2 separate regions of the Homo sapiens genome follow, and region 2 is linked to region 1. Evidence: read pairs that join two places in POLR2A ChIA-PET (ENCODE). Cell type or tissue: K562. All regions are shown on one strand. Links, peaks and the distances in the headings refer to the core of each region. The heading gives the core; the rest is flanking DNA. Region 1 overlaps TECPR2 (tectonin beta-propeller repeat containing 2). Region 2 has its middle 7.1 kb from the start of RCOR1.

Region 1 (4,387 bases), core at 91-4,090:
GCCCACAACAGAGCAGCGGCAAGAACAGTCCCATCCAGGGACACTCACAGGCTACCGTAGAGACACACGCAAACCACTGGCGCCTGTGCTTCCAGAGCTGTGGGCAGAGTGCCATGGAGCCAGCTGGAGAGGGAAGTGCTGTCAGGGCCTTGGAGTGGTCAGAGGATCTCACAAGAGGTGGCACTGGTACAAGAAAGGCAAGTAGGAGTGTAGCAGGCAGGCAGGACAGAGGGTGTTCTAAGCAGAGGGGACATGAAGTATAGGCACTGAGCAGAAGGCACCCTTGCCCAGGGTGCAGAAAGGGGCTGTATTGGGAGACTGGCACAGGCCGGGGCAGGGAGGGCTGGGCTAAGGCATTGGCATCATTCTTGAAGAGTTTGAAGCCAGGCAGGTGGCCTGGTCAGACCATGTTTGAGGAAGGAGCCTGTGTCACAATTCCCTGTGACCAGTCAGAGGGTCTTCTGCTGGACAGATCACATGCACCCATAAGTAGGTCAGATGCCCAGGAGTGTTTTGCCTCAGATATGGAGCAAAATTAGCCTGACAGTAAATGCAGCTCTGGTCCTACCTACTGGAGCTTAAAGCAAGACTCCGAAGAATCAAACTGTTTCAGAGTAACTTACCAGCATCTTAGAACAAAGCTCAAGAATATTTACAGATTGCAAAAATATCCAACATCAGCAAGATAAAATTCACATGGGCAACCAATTAACATTTACCCAACAAGCAGAGAAGCAGGAAAATACGACCTGCAATGAAAGGGGAAGAAATCCGTCAATAGGAGCTGACCCAGAAATGATACAGATGGTAAAATTCATAGACAGGACATTAAAACAGTTGTTACACCTTTATGTGTTCAAGAAGCTAGTAGAGAGATTCAGCCTGTTAAGTAGAAAATGAGAGATAGAAAAACTCCAGGCTAGGCCAGGCATGCAACGGCTCACACCTGTAATCCCAGCACATTGGGAGGCTGAGGTGGGCAGACCACCTGAGGTCAGGAGTTGCCTGGCCAACATGGCAAAACCTCATCTCTACTAAAAATACAAAAATTAGCCAAGCGTGGTGGCACACACCTGTAATCGTAGCTACTCAGGAGGCTGAGGCAGGAGAATCACTTGAACCTGGGAGGTGGAGGTTGCAGTGAGCAAAGATTGCACCACTGCACTCCAGCCTGGGCAACAGAGCGAGACTCTGTCTCAAAAAAAAAAAAAAAAAAAAAAAAACAATATCAAAAAACTCCAGGCTGGGTGTGGTGGCTCGTGCCTGCAATCCCAGAACTTTGGGACGCTGAGCTGGGAGAATTGCTTAAGCTCGGGAGTTCAAGATGAGCCTGGGCAAGATGGCAAGACCCTGCCTCTAAAAAAAAAAAAAAACAACAAAACAAAAAACAACAACTCAAATCAAATTTGTAGGGATTAAAATTGCAATGTCTGAGCTGAAAAATATCACTGGATGAGATTAATGGCAGCATAGAAATTGCAGAAGAAAAGACTAGTGAGCTTGAAGACACAGCAGTGAAAAACCATCCACACTGAAGCCCAGAGGGAAAACAGGCTGGAAAATGTTCAGAGAATCAGTGAGCACAGACCCCTTCAAGTGGCCTCACGTAAATGAAATCCAAGTCTTAAGAGGGAAGAAGGGTGACAGGAAAAAAAGATGTGAAGAAGAAATACAACTGAAAGTTGTCCAAATTTGATGAAATAATTATGCTGAGTCAAGAAGCCAAAGAATACATACTGTTATCATTTCATTTATATAAAATTTGGCCAGGTACAGTGGCTCATGCCTGTAATCCCAACACTTTGGGAGGCTGAGGCGAGCAGATTGCCTGAGCCCAGGAGTTCAAGACCAGCCTAAGCAACATGGCAAAACCCCGTCTGTACAAAAAATACAAAAATTAGCTGGGTGCCTGTAGTCCCAGCTGCTCAAGAAGCTGAGGTGGGAGGATCCCTTGAGCCCAGGAGGCAGAGGCTGCAGTGAGCCATGATGGCTGCCACCTCACTCCAGCCTGGGTGATAGAGCATGACCCTGTCTCAAAAACAAACTTATTTATATAAAATACTAGAAAATGCTAACACAGGCCAGGTGCTGTGGCTCATGCCTGTAATCCCAGCACTTTGGGAGGCCAGGGCGGGTGGATGACCTGAGGTCAGTAGTTCAAGACCAGCCTGGCCAACGTGGTGAAACCCCGTCTCTATTAAAACTACAAAAGTCAGCTGAGTGTGGTGGTGCACACCTGTAATCCCAGCTACTTGGGAAGCTGAAGCAGGAGAATTGCTTGAACCTGAGAGGCAGAGGTTGTGGTGAACCGTGATGACGCCATTGCACTCCAGCCTGGGCAACAGAGCGAGACTCCGTCTCAAAAAAAAAAAAAAGGAAAGAAAATGCTAACACAGATCAGTGCTTACTCAAGGCCTGGCAGAAATTTCAAAGGGGAGGTGTGGCAGTGGCTTCAAGAGTGTATGCATATGTCAAAGCTTACCCAATTATGTACTTTAAATGTGTGCATTTCATTGTATGTCAGCATACCCCTGTAGAGCTGGTTTTTTTTTTTTTTTTTGAGACAGAATCTTGCTCTGTAGCCCAGACTGGGGTACAGTGGTGCGATCTCGGCTCACTGCAAGCTCCGCCTCCTGGGTTCATACCATTCTCCTGCCTCAGCCTCCCAAGTAGCTGGGACTACAGGCGCCCGCCACCATGCCCGGCAAATTTTTTTTTTTTTTTTGTATTTTATGTTGATACAGGGTTTTACCACGTTAGCCAGGACATACAAAAAATTAGCCAGGCGTGGTGGCGGGCGCCTGTAGTCCCAGCTACTCAGGAGGCCGAGGCAGGAGAATGGTGTGAACCCAGGAGGCGGAACTTGCAGTGAGCCGAGATCGCACCACTGCACTCCAGCCTGGGTGACAGAGCGAGACTCCGTCTCAAAAAAAAAAAAAAAAAAAAAAAGAGTTAGCCAGGACGGTCTAGATCTCCTGGCCTCGTGATCTGCCCACCTCCCAAAGTGCTGGGATTACAGGCGTGAGCCACCGCACCCGGCCTGTTTTTGTTTTTTAGAGACAGAGTCTCACTCCATTGCCCATGCTGGAGTGCAGTGGAGTGATTGTGGCTCACTGTAACCTCAAACTCCTGGGTCAAGCCATCCTCCCACCTCAGCCTCCCAACTAGCTAGGACACTACAGGCATGCACCACCGCACCTAGCTAATTTTTAAAAAAATTTGTAGAGGCATAGTCTTGCTATGTTGCCCAGGCTGGTCTTGGACTCCTGGCCTCAAGCAAGCCTCCCACCTTAGCCTCCCAAAGTACTGGGATTACAGATGTGAGCCACCATGTCTGGCCTCTGTAGAGTTGTTTTAAATATTAAAGTGTACAAAAAAAAAATTTAAATGGGCCGGGTGTGGTGGCTCATGCCTATAATCCCAGCACTTTGGGAGGTCGAGGCGGGTAGATTGCTTGAGCTCAGGAGTTCAAGACCAGCCTGGGTATTATTGTGAAATCCCATCTCTATGAAAAATACAAAAGTTAGCCAGGTGTGGTGGCATGTGCCTGTAGTTCCAGCTACTGGGGAGGTTGAGGCTGCAGTGAGCTGTGATCATGTCAGTGCGCTCCAGCCTGGGTGACAGAATGAGACCCTGTCTCAAAAAAAAAAAAAAGTTTTAAATGAAGATTATAGGGTACCCTACATTGTGTTTGGTTTGCAGAGGGAACAGAAATGAGTGAAGCTGCCTAAGCATGGTGGCTCACACCTGTAATCCCAGCACTATGGGAGGCCGAGGCAGGTGGATCACCTGAGCTCAGGAGTTCAGGACCAGCCTGAGAAACATGGTAAAACCCCATCTCTACCAAAAATACAAAAAATTAGCTGGGCATGGTGGCACATGCCTGTAATTTCAGCTACTCGGGAGGCTGAGATGGGAGGATTGCTTGAGCCCAGGAGGCGGAGGTTGCAGTGGGCTGAGATCATGCCACTGCACTCCAGCCTGGGCGAAAGAGTAAGGCCCTGTCTCAAAAAAAAAAAAAAAAAGGAAAAAAAAAAGGAAATGATTGAAGCTGTTTTTGGAGTTAACTGACCAAAAGTTAAATGACTAAAAGAAGAGCGAGGCAGGAGGTTATAGAAGCAATCATGAAAAAAATACAGATCCCCAGGGTCCCAAACCTGGTTTCCGAGGATGGGTAGTGTTTGAACTTGGACTTGAGACTCAATGGGCATTTTCAGTGACCAGCAGGTAAAGAGGCTTGGCCTAGTGTTTCTGAGTAGGGAAGAGTGCTCCTCCCTGCTGCCTTGGGAGGACTGTCTGCTGCTGGACCACCCTGAGGACTGTGAGACATTAGCTCTGTGGGCTTCTAGGCTCCTGGCAGTGAACCTCTGGGAGTGAAGGATGCACA
Region 2 (4,387 bases), core at 326-4,325, 110 kb after region 1:
GAGGAGAAGAGGGTCTTCGGCTATCCCCTGCGTCACTCCCAGGAGCCCCAAGATGTGTGCGCAGCAGAGGAGACTCTGAGACACATTCTCCTCTAGACCAGGCACTGCTGAACACTGGAGCAGTGCAAGCAGGACGGCAACACCAAGAGGTCCTGGGCGGGGTGGGGTCTGGGGAGGGAGAGAGATACAAGAACCAAGAGTCCCAGGGCTGCAGCTGAGACAGGGCTGGTAATGAGGCACAGCCCCGGAGTGGGCAGGGGTGGGGACCTCCCATGGATGGGATGGTCAGAAGGCTCCTGGAGGAGGTGACATGTAGGTGGGGTAAGGCAGAGGAAGCCTGGGAAGATTGGGGGAAAGGTGTTCCCGGCCTAGAAACAGCCGAATGCCAGCAGGCCTCTCCGTGTCACACCCCTGCCTCCTAGGGCCATCCATCTCTCTGTCTGTCTGTTCCAGGGAGGGTTCCCCGGTTTGTCTTTTACTGAAAGATCCTGGAGGAGGGGAGGGCTAGTTGTTGCTCTTATGCAAAGGCCCTGAGGCAGGTGCAGGGTGTGAAGGGGAGGGGAGACATGAGGCCAGGAGTCGAAGTGGAGCTGGAGGCAGGGCCATGCCTCATGTGCCTGGGGCCAGCTGTGGAGTGTTTGGAATTTCATCCTTGGCCCACAGGAAATCCCCGTAGGGACCGGGGGTGGGGGTGGGGGGTGGTGGGGGTTGTAAGCCAGGAAGGAAGTGATCCAGCCCTTGTTTCAAAGATGATCTCTGGCTGTCATGTCATTAGGGGATGGCAGTTGGAAGGGTGTCGTGGTATCTAAGCTGGTAGAGGAAAGAGTACGGCCCAGGTATCCCACCTCCCAGGGCACCCTCGTGTCACTCTTGACAGGCCCAGTACTTGCAGTGTCCTGGGGAAAAGCCCCATGTGTCTCTCATCTGTGAACGAGAGGTGAATGGAGGCCCATCTAGCTGGGCCAGGCCTGACCATCCGCAGGACTGAATGCCAGCAAGCCTTTCCACGTCCCACCCCTGCCCACTAGGGCCATCCGTATCTGTCTGTCTGTCCCAGGGAGAGTTCCCTGGTTTGTCTTTTACTGAAAGATCCTGGGGGACGGGAGGGCTAGTTGTCACTCTTGTGGACAAGGGGTAGGTCCTCAGCCAGGAAACCTTTCTTTTTTTTTTTTTGAGATGGAGTCTTGCTCTGTCCGCCAGGCTGGAGTACAGTGGCACGATCTAGGCTCATTGCAACCTCCCCCTCTCGGGTTCAAGCGATTCTCCTGCCTCAGCCTCCTGAGTAGCTGGGAAGACAGGCGCCCACCATCACGCCTGGCTAATTTTTGTATTTTTAGTAGAGACGGGGCTTTACCATGTTGGCCAGGCTGACCCCGAACTCCTGACCTCAACTGATCCGCCCGACTCGGCCTCCCAAAATGCTAGGATTACAGGTGTAAGCCACTGTGCCCAGCCCAGGAAACCACTCTTGGAAGGCAGTTTCTAGACAGAGAAAAGAACACCCTTTTCTCTGAGGGTCTAAATGTTGGTGTAGCCGGTATCTGTCTGCTGCGAGGCTGCTGGGAAGCCAGTGCTCTGCTCATTATCTATATCCCTGCCAATATATCTACACTCTTACTGGGGTCTGGTTTAAATGTCCCAGCCTGACCCCAAGACAAAGTCAGCAGTGGTGACTGAAGCAGCCCTTGCTGCGTGGCAGGCTCTGTGCTGGGCACGGGATTCCAGACACACAAGAGTGAGACCCTATCTTGCAGAGCTTACAATTCGGGGTGGGGGCAGGGGGGAGGGAAACACAAGTAGCCCTAAGCATGGCTCATGACAACTGTCATCAGTGCCAGGAGTGGGGACACCAGGGCCTGGGACAGGGGGCTGAGGCGGTCAGGAGGTTCAGAAGGGCTCCTGGAGAAGGGGGCCTGCGAGCTGAGCTGTGAAGGCCAAGGGGCATGATCTGGGTCGCGTGGCCTGGTGGGAGCCTCACCCCTGGGCAATCCTGGGAAGAGAGGTCCCAAAAGTGGGGAATCTTGAGGCCAGCTTAGGCAGGAGGCCCTCTCCTCTCCTGGGCAGAGACCTGCTTCAGCCTAGGTCTGAGCTCTGCCCGAGCTGGTCTTCCCACATGCCTGCGGCCCCTTGAGGGAGGCCTCACACTGGTCCCAGGCCTGCTGCTGCCGTCCGCCCATGCCTCACGGGAAGCTTCTTAGACAGAGTGAAAAGCATTCCTAAGGGAATGTAAAGAAAGGGCGGGGCGGCTGGGCAGGAAAGGGCCTGGCTCACACTTCCCCTCGATAATCTTATCGCGATGACAAGCTCCCAGCCTGGCCTCCATTTGTTCATCTGGACCGGGAGGGTGCCCTGGCTGCAAGGCTGGAGTTAGGATTGACATAACCGTAAAGTGTGGACGTGACCCACCAGGAGCATGGGGATGAGGACTCCTCGGGGTGGCCTTGTGGGAACGGGGTGGGGCACCCACACTGGCCTTGGCACCCTAGCAAAGGTGTGGGTGTGGAAAGCCAGGCCTGAAGTCTCAAGTCCTGGCAGGGAGGCCATCTCCTCCAACACCCTGGCAAATGAAGGATGCAAAGGAAACGAAATCTACAGAAACGCGGAGACCCTGAATGATGTGTTCTTCTGTGTCTTCTTCCTCCTCATTCTTTCTGTTATTTAATTATCTCTATTTTCCAAACAGCTTCCTTGAGATATAATTCATAGTACATGCCATACAATTCACCCATGAGAAGTGTCCGATACAGCAGTTTTAGTATATCCAGAGTCATGCAACCATCACCACAATCAATGTTAGAACATCTCGCCGGGTGAAGTGGCTCACGGTTGTAATCCCATCACTTTGGGAAGCTGAGGGAGGTGAATCACGAGGTCAAGAGATCGAGACCATCCTGGCCAACATGGTGAAACCCTGTCTCTACAAAAAATTAGCTGGGCATGGTGGTGCGCACCTGTATTCCCAGCTACTTGAGAGACTGAGGCAGGAGGATCGCTTGAACCCAGGAAGTGGAGGTTGCAGTGAGTCGAGATTGCACCCTGAGATCGCGCCACTATACCCCAGCCTGGCGACAGGGACTCCGTCTCATACAAACAAAAAAACAAAAAACAACAACAAAAAGAACATCTCATTACCTCAGAAAGAAACCCTGTACCCATTTGCAGTCACTCCACATTCCTCTCTCCCTCAGCAACCAATAATCTGCTTTCTGCCTGTTGTGGACATTTCATAGAAATGGAATCATACACTATGTGGTCTTTTGTGACTAGCTTCTTCATTTAACCTGTTCAGGATTCATCCATGTTGTAGCATCCTTTTTATGGCTGACCCATATTCCAGTGTGGATAGACCACACTTTGTTTAAACATTCATCAGATGAGGGACATTAAGTATGAATAATACTGCTATGAACATTTGCCCACAAGTTTTTGTGTGGACATATGTTTTCAGTTGTTTTGGGTATATATCTCTGAGTGGGATTTCTGGGTCAAATGGCAACTCTATGTTTAACTTCTTGAGAAACTGCCAGACTATTTTCCAAAGCAGCTGCACCATTTTACATTCCCACCAGCAGTGGCTTCCAGCACTTGTTACTGCATCTTTTTGATGAGTGCTATCCTGGTGGGCAAGAAGTGGCATCTCTTTGTGGTTTTTTCATTTCCCTGACGGCTAACATTGAGCATCTTTGCATGAGTTTCTTGGCCTTTTTTTTTTTTGAGACAGGAGTCTCGCTCTGTTACCCAGGCTGCAATGGGGGGCGATATTGGCTCACTGCAACCTCTGCCTCCCAGGTTCAAGTGATGCTCCTGCCTCAGCCTCCAGGTAGCTGAGATTACAGGCACCCACCACCGCGCCTGGCTAATCTTTTTTTTTTTTTTTTTTTTTGAGACGGAGTCTCACTCTGTTGCCAGGCTAGAGTGCTGTGGCGTGATCTCCGCTCACTGCAACTTCCGACTACCTGGTTCAAGAGATTATCCTGCCTCAGCCACCCCATAGCTGGGATTACAGGAATGCACCACCATACCCAGCTAATTTTTGTATTGTTAGTAGAGATGGGGTTCACCATGTTGGCCAGGATGGCCTTGATCTTCTGACCTCGTGATCTGCCCGCTTTGGCCTCCCAAAGTGCTGGGATTACAGGCGTAAGCCACCGCATCCAGCCACAGCTAATCTTTTTTTTGTTTGTTTTTTTGAGACGGAGTTTTTGCTCGTTGCCCAGGCTGGAGTGCAATGGCGCAATCTCTGCTCACTGCAACCTCCGCCTCCTGTATTCATGTGATTCTCCTGCCTCAGCCTCCCGAGTAGCTGGGATTACAGGAGCCTGCCACCATCTGCAGCAAAATTTTTATCTGTAGGAGAGACGCGGTTTCTCCATGTTGGTTAGGCTGG

What was found. ChIA-PET counts read pairs that join two places held together with the same protein. Peaks named below come from ENCODE experiments on the same cell type or tissue, not always from the same donor. Only the 100,000 strongest peaks of a DNase experiment are listed, where the experiment ranks them.
Region 2: POLR2A ChIA-PET joins it to region 1 with 8 read pairs; 3 of 35 experiments call an interaction of 5 or more read pairs at or near these places.

What each region holds. Positions count from the first base shown.
Region 1 is chr14:102,475,009-102,479,395 of GRCh38, forward strand. All of the region lies in intron 17 of TECPR2 (tectonin beta-propeller repeat containing 2), which reads left to right. Among named protein-coding and RNA genes, the nearest start is that of ANKRD9, 33 kb to the right of the region's middle. In K562, for the core only: no CTCF peak of the experiment used is centred there; no DNase peak of the experiment used is centred there.
Region 2 is chr14:102,583,389-102,587,775 of GRCh38, forward strand. No RefSeq gene overlaps it. Among named protein-coding and RNA genes, the nearest start is that of RCOR1, 7.1 kb to the right of the region's middle. RefSeq lists an enhancer at 819-1,347. In K562, for the core only: no CTCF peak of the experiment used is centred there; a DNase peak (open chromatin) is centred at 2,283.